2 separate regions of the Homo sapiens genome follow, and region 1 is linked to region 2. A link is a loop called in an ENCODE intact Hi-C map of the cell type or tissue named here. Cell type or tissue: mammary epithelial cell. All regions are shown on one strand. Each heading gives the region's core, and the rest is flanking DNA. Links, peaks and the distances in the headings are about the cores only.

Region 1 (8,972 bases), core at 537-8,536, 230 kb before region 2:
TTGGCTCATGCTCGGTGCACTGCACCCACTGTCCTGTACCCACTGTCCGACAATCCCCAGTGAGATGCACCCAGTACCTCAGTTGGAAATGTGGAAATCACCCATCTTCTGCGTCACTCAGGCTGGGAGCTGTAGACTGGAGCTGTTCCTATTCGGCCATCTTGGAACTGCTTCAGTGTCCTCCAGTTCTATCCATGTTGCCTTGAATAACAGAATTTCATTCTTTTTTATGATTGAACAATATGTAATTGTATATCTATACCACATTTTCTTTATTCATTCATCTGTAGTGGGACACCTAGGTTGATTCCATATCTTGGCTATTGTGAATAGTGCTTCAGTAAACATGGGGGTCCAGATGTCTCTTCCATACGGTGATTTCCTTTCCTTTGGATAAATACCCAGTAGAGGGATTGCTGGATCATATGGTAGTTCTATTTATAGTGTTTTGAGGAAGCTTCATACTGTTTTCTATGATGAGTATACTAGTTTGCATTCCCACTGTGTATAAGAGTTTATTTTTCTCTGCATCCTCACCAGCATTTGTTTTTTGTTTTTTGTTTTTGTCTTTTTCATAATAGTCATCCTACCTGGGGTGAAATGATACCTCATTGTGGCTTTAATGTGCATTTCCCTGATGATTAAAGACATTGAGCATTTTTTCATATATTTGTTGGTCATTTGTATGTCTTCATTTGAGAAATGTTTGTTCAGATTATTTGCCCATTTTTAAAATCATTTTTCTGTTGTTGGTGTTGAGATATCGGAGTTCCTTGTATATTCTGGATATTAATCCCCTGTCAAATGAGTAGTTTGCAAATATTTTCTTCTGTTGTATAGGTTATCTTTTCCCTCTGTTGATTGTTTCTTTTGCAGTGCAGAAGCTTTTTAGTTTGATATGATCTCATTTGTTTATTTTTGTCTTTGTTGCCAGTGCTTTTGTGGTCTTATTTTTACAGGTTAGTAACTCTGTTTTAATCAGGGACTTGAATCACAGGAAAAACAATTAGAAGCAATTGGATATTGTACTTCACTATTCCCATCCCCATCTCCCTGTCCCACTTCTTTTTTTTTGAGACGGAGTCTTGCTGTCGCCCAGGCTGGAGTGCAGTGGCGCAATCTCGGCTCACTGCAGGCTCCGCCCCCTGGGGTTCACGCCATTCTCCTGCCTCAGCCTCCCGAGTAGCTGGGACTACAGGCGCCCGCCACCTCGCCTGGCTAATTTTTTGTATTTTTAGTAGAGACGGGGTTTCACCGTGTTAGCCAGGATGGTCTCGATCTCCTGTCCCTGTCCCACTTCTTACAAAGTTGGCCCTGAATGCCTGATATGATGTGAGATTTGGGATGGTTGGATCTGGAATGAGAAGACCTGAGTTCAGATCCCTTCACTGCCTCCTCCTAGTGAGAAACTGGATGACATCAGATTTAGGGGAGCCTAATTCTTATCTCTCAGGATTCTGATTGATAACATAGGCATAATGATCACTAGCAATATGGTGATTAAAGACTTGGGATACTCTCTGGGCAATTGCAAAATATCTCCTAAATGCCTGGTCATGTGCATGGGGGAATGCAATTTAGATGGGGATTTACTCCCACCCTCATGAAGACTTGGGACCCAATGCTTGGGGGGATCCTGTCTAGGAGACCCTGAGGAACGTTCCGCCGCCAGCAGCAGGCATGTCTCACACTCCCAAACCTTTTCAGGGGGTGTAGAAAGCAGTGGGCTTCCTGCACCGGATGGAAGGTTCGCTTATTTGCTCAATTGTAACTGGGACCAAGAAGCCTGGTAGAAGATACGCACTCACTGTTGCCAGCAAGAACCAAAGATCCAGAGGCCACGAGACACAAATGTAGAAGGCCAAGCCCTAGCCCCACCCGATAGAACTGTGGCCCAATCAGTGACAGTTCTCACTAATCAGGAAGCAGTAGTAAAAGTGAGGGAACCCGCATTCCTGCTCTTTAACTTTCTGGCTTTGGGGAGAGGTAGGCAACTCTTCTTTGCAGAAATAGAAAGGCCGAAGAGGGGGAGATGGCAAGTGTCTCCCCTAAGAGATGCACCATTCTCCCTTTTTATAACCCAGACATGTGCAAAAAAAAGAAAGAAAAATAAAAAGAGATAGGGAGAGAATGTATGGGATAGATCTCAGTAATTCTTACTGCTATTTTAAAGAAAGCCTTGGCATTTATTTAGTTGACTATCACCAGAGTTCAAATTCAAGAAGATCCTCTGCCACTTCCTGCAGTTTGTGGACTGTGGTAGAAGTTGAGCTGATCTGGCATCAGCACAGTAGGACAAACTGGAGTTGGAAGACTAAATGCTCAAGTCTCAGAGTGATCTTGATTGGCAGGCGAGCTTTGGCGCAGGGAGGTTATAAATTAAGCCTATTCCTTTAAGTATTTTTTTTTTAAGTCTGTGTAAATTCTTCTTTGATCTTGAGCTGGGGGCAGTGAACACCATCTGCTTTGTTTTGTTTTGTGTTTGGAATGATGTAGAATAATTCCTGCTGACCCTTGATATACGCACAGCATGCCCCCCAGTAGGCACAGACGGCTCTGCTTGTGGGTGTCTCTTGCCTGCTTTTCATATTTACTTTTGTTTATCGTTAGGGACAGGAGCTCATGTTGTCAGAATTTGTTTACCAAAAAATGCTCCTAATTTCTTGCTGAAACTCAAGGATAACCTTAGGTACTAAATGGCTAAACTTACTAGAGTAGTCCCTAAAACAGGAATAGACAGACTGATTAAGGGCCCAGGCGCATTTCTCTAAGTCATGAATCATATTAGTTCATGTACTTATCATATCTATTTTATAACCTCTACTCTTTCTTCCATATTACAAACAAGCGTTACCTGTTCTGAGTAGCTGTGGTTTTCAATAACTGGCCTTTACTAGTCTTAGGGAGTAGCATACATACTGGTACCACCTGAGTTCAAACAATGTTAGCTGGAAATAAACATTTTAGGAAGAGAATCAATTCTACCATTAGATTTATTTGTCAGGAACTAAAGGACAGCTCAGCAGTAAACTAAGAATTGAGGGAGAATACATTAAATACTGTATTTTGGGAAACACTCTTTCAAAATATGTACATGCATCTTTGTCAACTTAACTAAATCAATTGCTTAGCCCAAACAAGTTAGCTTAGAAATCATGTCCCCAAGATATGCTTCTATCTAATAGTATTTTAAAATGAGCAATATTAAGGATGCTTTAAAATGCTGTAATACAATTTTCTTTACCTAAATCTAAAGCTCATTGAAATGCCTATTATGAAGGCCACCATATGTGAGGCAGGCAGTCTTGACATTTTGTTGGGAAGGGAGGGAGTTACATCTGGAGAAATGTCCTCAGAAATTTATTACAGGATCGGATATCTGCAAAGTGTGATAGAACCCAGGGTTTGTGCCCTTCTTGTAGAGGTAGCAATTCTGGTGTCCCTGTTACAGTGAGAACCCTTTCTGGAAGACAGGCATCCTGGAACTTTACTTGGCCTATCTGCATAACCTTTCCTTTTTTTGATTTCTCCCTGTGTATTAGGAGAATTTTCTTTCTATGATTTGGGATAGTCTGGGAGGACAGCCCACAAGTTTTCTAGATTGGGAATGAATAAGAGAAAATTAATGTTTCCTGGGTCTAAATTCTCCTGAAATCCTTTATCAACTGTGTGATTTCGGGGTGACCGTTTAATTAGATAATGCATTTAAAGTGCTATCACAGTGCTTGATGAATAGTAAACATTCAATAAACTAATGTTTTATAATGTTTAAATTATTATTAAAACACTATTTTCATTTATTCATGATTCACTCAAAATATCCAGCAATTCAAAGTGTCTTCTCTGTGTCTGGTGCTGTGGAATGTGGGGGATGGTTTGGTGTGTTTGCGGTGGCCTTCTGAGGTCTCCCTAGTCTCTCACCTCCTGCCCCACCAAGTGGGTTCATCCAAAGCAGATGAGAGTCTTATTAAGTTGACACAATGTGATGAGAATGATGGATTTATTTATACTTTTCTCAGTACACTCTGACAGAGCCTCAGTTGGTGCCAAGATTGATGTGCATGAGACTGAAAGGCCCTCTTAGTGCCCAAATACCTCCTTACAACTTGTCTCAGTCTCTGAAATTTCTCCCATGAGTCATTCTTTTTTGCAAGGGAAGCTTTGGAGAAGCAAAGGTGAGTTGTACTAGTTTATTCCTCCCTTTTAGAGGTGAGAAGATGGGTGGATTCCTGAGCCCTACCATATTCCAGCTCTTAATGCTGCTATCAAAGATAGGTTCCTGGACAGGAAAAGCCATGGACAGCTTTTAAAGTTTTAAAACTTTCTCATATTTTTCATGGGTGGTTTCAACAGGAATAAACACATAATGTGCAAGCAATTTCACAATGCCTTGCATTGAAATCCATGGATTTCTAGATTTCTATCAGAATCCTGGCCTTGGGCTTAGGTGATTCCTATGTCCTTCTACACTTTAGCTGTAGAAACAGCAGGTGGAGTGAAAGAGCCTGTTCAGAGCAGCCAGATTTTGTTTTGGTTGTCAGCTAAAACAGAAACCTCATCATTCCAGACTTGGCAGCTTGTTAGTAGAAAAGCCACTGGGAAGCTCTAAGTTGGTAATTTAGAGCACAAATGTATTCCCTGATACAGCTGCAGAGCAGCAGGTGTCTGTGACTTAAGCAAACACTAGCTTTGAAAAAGTGAAATAAGAAAATAGAAAACTTTTTTTTTGCACATGTCAATATGGCTGAAAATATGTTTACTTCTTGTTCCTCTTGGTTCTTTTCTTATTAACTTGCTTAGACATATATAAGTGAACGTTTCATGCAATTCGATTCAATTTAACAAACATTTATTGAGTACCTACTGTGTACCAGACTCAGTGCTAGGTGTTGGGGATCATCATTTTCTGTTTTAGATTTTGGTGTGGAGACAGACATGCATACGGTTTCATAATAAAGGAATAACTAATTTCCTTCAGAGCACTGGACAATTCTGATCATGGAGTAGGAGAAGCCTTTTAGGAGAAAATGAATTAAAGGGATAAATATTGCTGAGATGGATTGGAGGGAGATAGTTCCAGGCAGAATGAGTTGCTGGAGAAGAATCTGAAGGATGTCAGAGTGATTGAAGGTAGGAGGAAAAAATAGGAATGTTCCTTTTGTGTCTCTGTCTGATGGATATGCTCACATTGAAAAATGCAAACATTCCTTTAGACCGCCTCTACCAAACCATCTGCCCTGGTGGCCACAGAGCATAGACCCACCAAACTACAAAAGTATGCATGAACATTTTCTTGTTATACAAAGCAGGGGGAGAATAGAAAAAGAATCATCAAAAATAGATGAACACTAACTATAAAAACAAATATAGAGTAATAAAAATGTAAAAAAAAATTCAGATATAAGAAATTTCATAACTTTTGTCTATACATCTATTATGGCCTCAAAGATATAATGGGAAACTATTATCCATATGAGCAGTACAAATGTAAAATACCTGTGATTTACCTTAATTTGAAATTTAGTGCAAAGCCTAGATAAAACTGCAAATGCCATAGAAGCTATTTTTAAGATTATTAAAATAACTTGACTAAATAAATAAAAATCAGAGACTGCAAACAGGGGAGGGGAGAGGGGATGGAGAGAGGATGTTTAGTGGGTAGAAAAATACATTAGAAGGAATATGATCAACTGTTCGGCATTATAGTAGGGTAACTACAGTTATCAATAATGTGTAGTTCAAAATAGCTAGAAGACTTGGAATGTTTTCAACATAAAAGATGAATGTTTGAGGTGATGGATATTCCAATTACCCTGATTTGGTCATTACATATTGTATACATATATCAGAAAATCACATATACCACCCCCCAAATTGAGCAAAATATTGGAAAAATGAAAACAGAGTTTATGAATGAGAACCCTCAATTTGTAAAGACATTGTGTGTTCCCAAATTATTATGGGTTTAATGTGATTCCAATTAAATTCCACCAAGATTTTTAGAAACTGTTAATGGTAAAAATTCATTTATCAGATACTTCAAAATAATAAGAGCCATCTATGAAAAACTCATAGCCAATATTATACTGAACGGGTAAAAGCTGGAGGCATTCCCCTTGAAAACCAGAACAAGGATGCCTTCTCTCACCACTTCTATTCAACATTGTACTGGAATTCCTAACCAGAGCAATCAGGCAAAAGGAAGAAATAAAAGGCATCCAAATAGGAAGAGAGGAAGTCAAACTATCCCTGTTTGCAGATGATATGATTATATACCTAGAAAACCCCATACTCTCTGCCCCAAATCTCCTTGATCTGATAAACAACTTCAGCAAGATATCAGGATACAAAATCAATATAAATAATTAGTAGCATTTCTATACACCAACTACATCCCAGCTGACAGCCAAATAAATAAAGCAATCCCATTCAAAATAGCTCAAAAAATCAACCTAGGAATATAGCTAACCAGGAAGGTGAAAGATCTCTACAAAATGAGAATTATTGATATGAAACACTGCTCAAAGAAATCAGAGATGACCCACAAACAAATGGAAAAATATTCATGCTGAAGCATAGGAAGAATCAATATTATTAAAATGGCCATACTGCCCAAAGCAATTTACAGATTCAGTGCTATTCCTATCAAACTACCAATGACATTATTCACAGAACTAGAAAAAACTGTTTTAAAATTCATAGGAACCAAAAAAGAGCCTGAATAGCCAAGGCAATCCTAAGCAAAATAAAGCTGGAGGCATCACATTACCCGACTTCAAACTGTACGACAGGGCTACGGTAACCAAAACAGCATGGTACTAGTACAAAAACAGACCAGTGGAACAGAATAGAGAGCCCAGAAATAATAACAGAGATATGCAACCATCTGATCTTCAACAAAGTTGACAAAAACAAGCAATGGGGAAAGGAGTCCCTATTCAGTAAGTTGTGCTGGGATAACTGACTAGCCATATGGAGAAGATGGAAACTAACCCCTTCCTTATATCATATACAAAAACCAATTCAAGATGGATTAAAGAATTAAATGGAAAATATAAAACTATAAAAACCCTGTAAGATAACCTAGGAAATACAACTCTGGACACAGGACCTGGCAAAGACTTCATGACGATGATGCCAAAAGCAATTGCAAGAAAAGCAAAAATTGATAAATGGGACCTAATTAAACTAAAGAGCTTCTGCACAGCAAAAGAAGCCATCAATAGAGTAAACAGACAACCTACAGAATAGAAGAAAATATTTGCGAACTATGCATCTGACAAAGGTCTAATATCCACAATCTATAAAGAACTTAACAACAACCTCATTAAAAAGTGGGCAAAGGACATGAGTAGACACTTTTCAACAGAAGACCTACATAAGAGCAACAAGCATATGGAAAAATGCTCAACATCACTAATTATTAGTGAAATACAAATCAAAACTACAATGAGATATTATCTCATACCAGTCAGAATGACTTTCATTAAAAAGTCAAAAATAACAGATGCTGTTGAGGTCATGGAGAAAAGGGAAAGCTTATACACTGTTGGTGGGAATATAAATTAGTTTAGCCATTGTGGAAAGTAGTGTGGCAATTTCTCAAATAATTTAAAAACAGAATTGTCATTCAACCCAATAATCCCATTATTGAGTACGTATCCGAAAGAATATAAATCATTCTACTATAAAGACAATGCACACCTATGTTCATTGGGGTACTATTCACAATGGCAAAGACATGGAATCAACCTGAATGGCCATCGATGGATAAAGAAAATGTGGAACATATACACCATGGAATACTACACAGCCATAAAAAAGAATGAGATCATGTCCTTTGCAACAACATGGATGGAGCTAGAGGCCATTATCATAAGGGAATTGACGCAGGAACAGAAAATCAGCTACCACGTGTTCTCACTCATAAGTGGGAGCTAAACAACGAGAACACATGGATGCAAAGAAGGGAACAACAGACACCAAGTCTTCCTTGAGGGTAGAGGGTGGGAGGAGGGAGATCATAAAAAAACTACCTGTCAGGTACTATGCTTATTAACTGGGTGACAAAATAATCTATACACCAGACCCCTGTGACATTCAATTTACCTATATAACAAACCTGCACATATACTCCTGAACCTAAAATAAAAGTTAAAAAAAATTTTTAAAGTGGTGAAATTAAGAACAAAGGGATATTATGGAAGGTTAAGGAAAATTCCCTCTTTCATTATATCTTGTAATTTTAGATTCTGTGAGCAGATATTAGAATGCAAGTTCAAAAAATTACATCTCTTAGAATAGAAACAGCCAATTAGAGAAGTTTGAAAAAAAAAAGAAATGCTATCTTACTAGATAATAAAATGTATTTTAAAGCTAAAATACATACTACTTTATATTGAAGCAAAAACACAGAAAAGTTAATTGAGCAGAAAACAAAACAAAGCAAAACTCTGAAACAGATACTTGCAAATATAAAAATATAGTATATGGTTAAGTAAAGATTTCAAATTCATGATTAAAGAAGAAATTTGTTCATTTTCGGTGCTATAACAATTAGTTACCGGAGAAAATTAATCTTTGTAACACACAATATACTAAAGTACATTAACAATGGATTAAAGAGTTAAATGGAAAAGTCTTCCTTTTGACATAAAAACAAAGACGCATAAAACATTACACAAAAATAGACTACCATACTCGTTTTTCATATGAAATTTGTGAATAAGTTAAATTTTTAAAGTGGAAAAATATTTGCGATTTATAATCCACTCCTTACTATATAAAAAGTCTTAACAGATTGTCTTACTCCATTCAGGCTGCTATAAGAAAATACCATAGACTGGGTAGCTTGTACATAACAGAAATTTATTTCTTACCATTCTGGAGGCTGGACAGTTCAAGATCAAAGTGCTGATAGAGTCATGTCAGGGGAGGGCTGCTCTCTGCTTCACAGGTAGCACCCTTTAGCT
Region 2 (8,972 bases), core at 710-8,709:
TTCCACCACCATATGATCATGCATGACAATTCCAAAGCCACAGAGTTGCTTCCAAAGCAAGCATGGACCGAGTCTAAAGCTGAATTCCCTCATGTCCAATCCATTGCCTTACTCAGAACTGCAAATTAAAATATACAAATGCTGCTTCTTTTATGTCACTTTATCACACGCTACTTGTTTGGGATGCTGAGAAGCTGATATTTACTCAAATGTCATTCCTTTTATTCAGATGAAGCCTAAAGTGTCAAATAATATGCAAGGTATAATCTTCATAGAAACCAATTAAGCTTCATGGAAGAGGCTGACATGACTGCCTCAAACCCAAAGTCTTATTCAGTGTTTTCTCACCAATCCCAAGAGATCTCCTTTTTCTTCTTCAGAGGTTGTGGTAGTTAAGCTGTTGTTATTGGTTAGAATAAGCTGTTATCTCTAAATTTGGCTAGCATGATTCAGGAAATGGCCAGCATGGTGTCTATCCTGATTTTCACAATGGATGCCTGATCTTGTGAGCAGATGCCAGTCACTTTAGAGGAAGGAGCATAAACAAAACCTTGGCTGTGACAGCGGAGGATCCCTCCATCAAGGGTCTCTAAGCTCTGGAGTCATAGGACATGGCATGGGTAAGAGAGATGGTGGTAGAGGCCATTGAAGCAAGGCTGCCCTATCTGAAGTGCTAGAAATGGTTAGCACTGGGCCACTCCCCATCGAACCTCAAAATCCTTCCTCCTCATTGGAGTCTACTGGAAAGCAATTTGTTCCCAATACAAATGAGGTTTGCTTTTTGCTCTTTGCACACTGTGTGAATATTCAACTCAGCCAATGGGAAATTTGGAAGAAGTATTTTCAAGTGTGATTGCTTGAAATATTTTCATATGGGTCAATAATAAGATGAAAACAAAGCTCTTTAGAGGATCTAAATGCATAGCAACTCAGAGGAGTCATTTTGCATGATTTATTCTGGGTTTTATCCAAGGCTGTCATAGGCTTTAGAGATAAGCATGCTGGGACCCATGATGATCGCATAATAAATGTAGGTGAGGGTAATACAAGAGGCCGTATATCACAAAGCAAACTCCTTATTATACTACCAAATATGTATATTTTTAATGAATCCCTAGAAAGAGATTGCTCTGGTTACTTTTGTTTTATTACGATTTAGGCATATTCACCAGTGAGTGCACCCAGGAGAGATTTTTTAGCCTCTACTTGAAAAAAAAAAAAAAAAAGCCCTGGGAAGGAAATCCTCTATGCTGCCCTGGAGAAACTCTCACATGGCTAATGTAATGGGGGCACTGTCCCTTAAGTCTTTCTATTCTCAGACTATCTAGTCTTAGGATGGTTCCTCACACTGCACTGCGTCCTACCCCAAGGTGAACATCTCCACTTCACTTCTACACTCAGGCAGCCACTTTGCTCTTCCTCAACATTTTCTGCTCTTCTGCCACTTTCCCCATCAATACTATTCCAAGTCTTTCCGAGGCGAGGCACTCCCATTGAACTATTTCTACCTATGATTCTTTTTAAGGTATTATTAGTTTTTGTATGACGTTTCTATTGCTGCTGTGACAAATTCACTTCAAAATTCAGTGGCTTGCACGGAGTTAGCCAAACTGCAAAGTCCAAGGGAACAGCCCCAGAAGAACTGCTCTCACTTCAGACACCAGCCACAAGTTCACGAGTTCTCAAGATTGCTCTCACTTCAGATCAGCTGGCTGCAAATTTTGGGGTCCCCAGTGACCACTCGGTTTTGAAAATTCTTTAGAATGACTCACACTACTCACTGAAAGCTATAATACTCGTGATTTATTACAGGACAGGAAAAGAATCCAAGTTAGCATTATCCAAAAGGAGAGGGTCTGGGGTGAGGGGATCTGAACACAGAACTTCTGGTGATTTTCTCCTAGTGGAGTCATGGACAGTGTCATCTCCTCCAGGCCACTATGTGTGACGATATGCACGATGGAATGTCAATCAGGGAAGCTCACCCAAGCCTTTGGTATCCATAGTTTCTTTTCCTTTTTTTTTTTTTTTGAAACAGAGTCTTGCTCTGTGGTCCAGGCTGGAGTGTAATGGCATGATCGTAATTGCAGCTCACTGCAGCCTCAAGTGATCCTCTCACCTCTGCCCCTCACCTCCACTTCCCAAGTAGCTGAGACCACAGTTGTGAGCCACCACACCTGGGTAATTTTTGTATGTATATATGTGTGTGTGTGTGTGTGTGTGTGTGTGTGTGTGTATACTTTTTTTGTAGAGACAGGGTTTTGCCATGTTGCCCAGGCTAGAGCCACCTACCTTGGCCTCCCAAAGTGCTGGGCTTACAGGTGTGAGCCACCATGCCTGTCTCTCCAGAATTTTTATTGGGATTCAAATACATACTTCCCATTGGGCTGACCTTTAGCCTCTAGCTTCTCTCTGAGTTGAGCTAAGATCTTTAGTCTCCACTTCCTCCAGATATTGGAATTGATACAGTGTTGTCCAAAGCCCCCATTATAGATCACTTTATTGGACTGTCTGGTGGAAAAAGCTCCCAGGAAAACAAGGACACTCTTGCCAGGCAGGACAGACATTCCAGGGGCCCAGAGATTACCACTTTATAGTCAAAGAAAAAGAGCAGATTTATCTTTGCGTAAGGACAAATTCCTTGCTATGTACAGCTTAAACAACACACATTTTATTATTTCACAGTTCTGTAGGTCAGAAGTGTGACATGGGTCTCATTGGGCTAAAATCAAGGTATTGGTAGGATTGTGGTCTTTTTAGAGGCCCTAAGGGTTGGTCTGTTTCCTATTCATTCCAGTCCTTAGCAGAATTTGATTCCTGTGGGTATAGGACTGAGATCCTTGTTTTCTTGCTGGCTGATAGTGGCTGCCAGTGTTTCCCTCCTTCCTCCATCTTCAGAGCCAGCAATGGCACATTGAGCCCATCAATGCTTTAAATCTCTCTTTCTTCTTCTGTCTCATCTTTCTGACCCAGACTGGAAAAATTCTCCAATTTTAAGGTCTGGATTTGTACCAACTGGATAATCCAGGATAATCTTTCCATCTCAGGATCCTTAATTTAATTATATCTGCACAATCCCTTTTGCCCTGTAAGAACATATTTATAGATCCTGGCAATTTGGATGTAGATGCCTTTGGAGCCCAATATTCTGCTTACCACAGATACCAAACGTGAATTTTAAAATAAAGTTTGATTGTCTTAATTCAAATGAAATCTTAATATCAGGATTCCTAAGCCTTACCAGGGCCAAATGGAGAAATAATTCCAGGCAGAAGAGTTTTCATTGCCCATCCCGTCTCCTACTTAAAAAATTTCCTGTTCTGAAGTAGAAAAGCTGATGGTAATGACTTTGTTTTACTCTCTCAATTCAACGTCCATATGTATTAGGTTTCATAACTGACAATTATCAAGAAGTGGTTGTGTGCTTGGCATCTTTGATTTTTCCCACTAAATCACTTGTCACCAGAATAAAAGATATTCAGATCTTCATTTTATAGATCAGAAAACTGAATTTTAGGTGTATGCAGTACATTGCCTGCAATCACACAGTGGGTAAATGGTATCTCAGGGATTTAAACGTGGTTTTCTCTGACTCTAAGATGCATCAAACTGCAAAATGTCGTCTCTCCAATTTTATATCTATACCTCTGATTTTATATCTACAATGTTGACCTTTCTATATTTTATGCATATAATTTACTTCTGCTTCAGTTTCTGAGTACCTAGAAGCAGAAAATATGCATCTTGTCTATCTGTTGAGAAAATGTTAAGTGCACTTTAGATGTATATCCTGATTTTATAAAATATTATCAAATAATATCTTATTTGGGCAATAAAATTGCACAGTTAAGACATTTAAATAGAATATATATTAATTAAGATATTGATATGTGTATGTATATAAAATAATTAATATATGTTAATCCCTAAATATCAACTCAGGTGAGATCCCAGAGTGTCTGTATAGCATTTTCCATTCAATCATCAATAATAAGAAGGTAGATATTTTAATTTTTATTGTTTGCCCTTGTAACTCGTATCTTTGCAACTGATTAATTTAAGGTAATTCCCAGAGCAAAATTGAGGTAATTATTAGTATCAGTTATGAATAGTTACTAGATCATTCTCATTATTGAAGATTTTGATTTCAATCATTTTCACCCAGTAGATCTTTACGTGGCCAGATCTCATACTCTATCTGTAAGTAGCTTAGCATACATTTTCTTTCTTTCTTTTTCCTTTTTTTTTTCTTTTTTTCTTTTTTTTTTCTTTGAGATGGAGTTTCGCTCTGTCACCGAGGCTGGAGTGTAGTGGTGTAATCTCCGTTCACTTCAACCTCCACCTCCTGGGTTCAAGAGATTCTCGTTCCTCAGCCTCCCGAGTTGCTGGGATTATAGACACCTGCCACCATGCCCGGCTAATTTTTGTATTTTTAGTAGAGATGGGGTTTCACCATGATAGCCAGGCTGGTCTCAATCTCCTGACCTCGTGATCTGCCTGCCTTAGCCTCCCAAAGTGCTAGGATTACAGGCGTGAGCCACTGCGCCCGGCCTTAGCATACTGTTTGTTTACTTCTTCAGTCACTTGTCTGGACTCTTCCTATGCTCCGAAAAGGGGCCAAATTGCTAACGTGCATCTAACTACACAAGAAATCTTTGCCTAGTGTTTCTAACTTTCTTTTTCCCTCCAAGGCCTTCTTGCACCTGGCCTCACTGACCCTCACACTATTTTTGCCAGTGAAAAAGTTATATTCTCTTTTCAGCAACATATAATACATAATGGATATTAACCCCTAAAGTCTCCCTACTCATGCAAAATAGGAAATTAGAGCCAGTGTTCTTCTCCTGTGAAAGTGATCACTTGGGAATAGCAAAGAACTGCAGAAATCTCCAAATCAAATTGTCTTTTTGCCTGGAGGACATCTGCTTCTTCTAATGACACCTTTGGAAAAGTAGGATCTCTCAGTAGCTCCTCCTGGTGGCAAGTTCTAAATCTGTATGTTTTGCTGGAGCTCTCTTGTAAGGAATTGCTCTCTAAGCATCATGGGTTTTAGGAAAAGTTTTGTCGTTTGTAGTTCTACTTCCTGATTTTTTCTTTTTTTAAACTATGAAGTCCCTGTAGAACCCTTTAGTGTTAGCTGCGATGCTATGCAACTAATCCATGGATCCGTTTTTGAAAGTTTCTTTTTAAAATTCTAGAGTTTCACAATGAAGTAAACATGGACATCTTAGCAGCTCATATTTATCTCCTCCCTTATTTCATTTCCACCTATTGCTAGGTAGAGCTCAGATCTACTTATTCCCTGGCTGGGATGACTATTCGTTTCCTCATGTAACAAATATTATTTACCTCCTTTGTACCAGTCACTGTTCTAAGAATTGGGAAATACAGAATTTAACCAAAAAGGAAAAAAAAATCCTGCTTACATCAAACTTGCTTTCAAGTGGGAAAGAGACATATAAAACAAATACATAAAATACATAAGATAATAGATGGTAAATTAGAGCATTCTAGACTGGGTATGGGTGCATATTCTTCAGGCCCTCCTCATCCTCAGTCTCTTGGGAGAATGTCTGAATTCAAGTTACTGGGTATAGTAAACACTGCCAGTTGCTATCTGATATTCCTACTCCCCTGTTCATTACTAATAGAATCCTGATTTTCCTGTGGGTAATCCCATACTTATTTCCCAGATTTCCTTGCAGCTACAGGAGGCAATGTAATTCAGTTCTAGCCGTGCAATATAGGCAAACAATTCCTGGACAGGTTGTCCCTTCCCCAGTCCCAAAGTCAAAGACTTTAGAGGAAAAGCCTCTCTATTGATTGCCCTTCTGCTATATTACTATTGAAAATGTGGACAGAGTTCCTGGGGTTGCAGGGCTCACCTTTGCAATCAGAAGAAAAGCATGTTCTAAGGATGGCAGAGCAGGAAAATGGAACTCAGAAGCCATACCAGCCTTAACTGCCTGCTTATCTCAACATTACCACATGGAAGGGGCTCCGTCCACACTGTAGCTACAGTTGGACCAATTCTAAGGGCTGTAGCAGAATCCTAAGGGCTGCAATATGAAGAAGGCCCTCAGGAATTATATAACCCTGCAGCACTCTATTTTTTATTAATCCCTCCTTGGTTTATTCATAGTAGTAAGGTTACAATTAATTACATGCAGCCTAACATAATCTTGAATGGTTCACTTTGGGAATTAATAACAGCCATACTTTCTCTTTGATCTTTTCTCTCAGGATCCAGACATATATATTAAAGTTGAGTCCTAGGACAATTCTAGTGTCTTACACGGCAGCTATAAAAGTGGGCTATAATAGTGACTCTAATAGTGTGACTTATCTGTCAAGTTTCTTTCTTGCCAAACCAATACCTTCTAGAGAACCCAAAATGTTCAGAAAAGAGAATTTAAGAAAAAATGATATTGGAAATATTAGGCTTTAAGTAAACCATTAGAGCAAAATGCAAGGAGTGGCTGTTCCTCAAGCCCATATCGAAGCACTCACGCATTCTGTGAAGCCTAGCTCCTAGTATCTCTAGTATCTTTGTCCATTGCCACTGAACTGATTCATACTGTCTAATAAACATGTAGTATATTTGTATTTTTTGAGTCATTATATGCCCAATGGCAGAAATAGATTCTATTGTAGTTTCTTACTAACAAACCAAAGCACCAATATTTTAAGAGATTATACTGTATATGTATTAATCTTCAGTTGGCTGGGATAAAAACTCATCTAATTAGATTGGATGCAAGTAGCACACACAACACACATTGTTATCAAAGGAGCCTATTGTGTTTAATGTTGATGTATGCTAAACATTGCATTGTCAATTAATATATGGTTCCAATAGCAATGAGAAGGAACATCGCTTTTAGTTGCAAGCCTATTAGTAAAGTTAAAATACATCAGCAAAAGCCGTTGGATATGTGTGTGAGAAAATTAAGTTTATGGCAAAATAACTGTTTAACATTTGCCATATCCTTTTCAAATCTACATTCCAAAAGAGGCAAGTGAGCATTTTAAAGATCCTACTCAGGAATACAAACCTCAGAGGAGGCTCAAGCAGGCACTTCAATATCACTGTCTAAATATGCACTAGCCTATTGCTACTCAGAGTCTGGTCTAGAGACTAGAAGCAAGGACATTGTCATCTACATTAGAAATGCAGAATTTCAGGTCCACAACCCAGACCTTATGAGTCTGTATTTTAACAAGACCCCCAGAGGATTCTGTAAACATTAATTTGGGGAGCACTGCACTAGACAGTTTTTGATTAGCATAAGAGATATTAGAAATCATACTTGCATTGGTGAAATGAATAATGACCAAACATGATTGATTAAAAATATTGCAGCTTTTATGTGGCACCACAAAAATCAATCTAGAACTCATTTGGTCTATTGCCCCAAACTTAACAGAAGATTTTGGCATCTTATATAACTACAAGTTTAGCTGGATCTCCTGACAATCTACTGTACCATCCACATTTGCTTTGGAATAAAACTTTCATGAAAGATGCTTGTGATTGTCGATGATGACAAAGAATGAGGATGTCACATGAATGTTTTGGTATTTGCCTGATAGTAAATGTTTGTATGTGTTTATAAGTTTGTGTCTGAGCCTTCTTACATTATAACATTAGAGCAAGCCACCTGGGAGCAAGCTCATTAATCATCGGGGGCTTGGACATTCACCAGAAAGCATCTTGTAGAAAGACCAGATCAGTTTGGGACAGTTTATAACAGAGACTTGGAAACTACACAAGCCTACAATTTCTCTTCACTTTTTTTTAACTGGTGATCTTGGCATACAGACTTGTCTTATGGCTGAGACTATTTCATATTTAAAGCAAACCTCCAGTCCAGGTCAGATTAGACTATGAATAACGATTTTCTGTTCTGAATGCTGCTGATGGGATTAAAAGTTCATTTCTGCAAATGCAACCTGGTCTTGGATTGCTATGCATCTTCAAGGAATCATGTTAATTTCCAACGGATGGCACAAATAACATTGTGCACTTTTTTTTTATTCTACAGCTTGTTTTTATTCTCTTAAATGTCTACATTAAATATGTTTCAATGTCAGTGTATATATATCAGCCTCATTTTTTTAATATATAATTTTTTATTATATTTTAAGTTCTAGGGTACATGAGCACAATGTGCAGGTTTGTTACATATGTATACATGTGCCATGTTGGTGTGCTGCTTTATAGATTATTTCTGCAACACTCTCTTACTTCGTCATTCTCAGGTGAGGGATCAACTCTGTTTCCTTAGAAATCTTTAATTTTATTTTGAATTAGCATAATAAAGCCTAACCTATGGCCTTTCTACAATCTTTGGGTCTATTTCCTAAACCTCAAGGTGTGTTTCATTTGTTGAATGGCTTATTGGGTCCCAGTAGTTCAATCTATCCATAGTGTTCATGGTTTTCTGTACAGAGAGTTGAGAAAATAAGTCATTGTTACTTTAATTGCAAAAGAGCTGATGGGCAGAGGAAAATCTGAAAGTTAAAGTCACTTTTTTCTTAAAGAAATCACTGGAAGTAATTTTCTTGTAGGTTATGAAGGCCTGTTTCAAACAGGATACTGTACTGATAATTTAGCAAATGGTACTTTTAGGATCCCTGCTGCAGCCAGAGAGTTGAGAGAAATATTACCTTGGGAAGGCAGATCAACTTTAGGGTGCTGTCAGTATTTTCCTCCCTCAGATCAGGGTAGGAAATAGAAAGAGCTTCCTGAAGACAAATAAGATAGTAGTAGCTCTTAGGATAATGGGTGGATAACTCTACACTATCCCTCAAAGTTGGCAAAACAAGACCCTTTTTGCTTCCGCAATTGAAAAGGGAAATCGCACAGTTCTTGGAGTAGGGATGGTTAAGGTCGGATTGCCCTAAGAGGTGTGAGCTTCAGAATTCAAGTGAGGGGTATCGTTGATGTCAAGGAAGGTCACACATGACCA

What was found. Hi-C counts contacts between places; a loop is a spot of excess contacts. Peaks named below come from ENCODE experiments on the same cell type or tissue, not always from the same donor. Only the 100,000 strongest peaks of a DNase experiment are listed, where the experiment ranks them.
Region 1: a loop joins it to region 2, with 15 times the contacts of the local background. A loop is called at or near these places in 6 of 110 quality-filtered maps.

The regions. Positions count from the first base shown.
Region 1 is chr2:84,253,573-84,262,544 of GRCh38, reverse strand. All of the region lies in intron 1 of LOC107985905 (a long non-coding RNA gene), which reads left to right. Among named protein-coding and RNA genes, the nearest start is that of SUCLG1, 200 kb to the left of the region's middle. In mammary epithelial cell, for the core only: a CTCF peak has its summit at 4,490; no DNase peak of the experiment used is centred there.
Region 2 is chr2:84,019,021-84,027,992 of GRCh38, reverse strand. No RefSeq gene overlaps it. Among named protein-coding and RNA genes, the nearest start is that of SUCLG1, 440 kb to the left of the region's middle. In mammary epithelial cell, for the core only: a CTCF peak has its summit at 4,980 (motif pointing left); no DNase peak of the experiment used is centred there.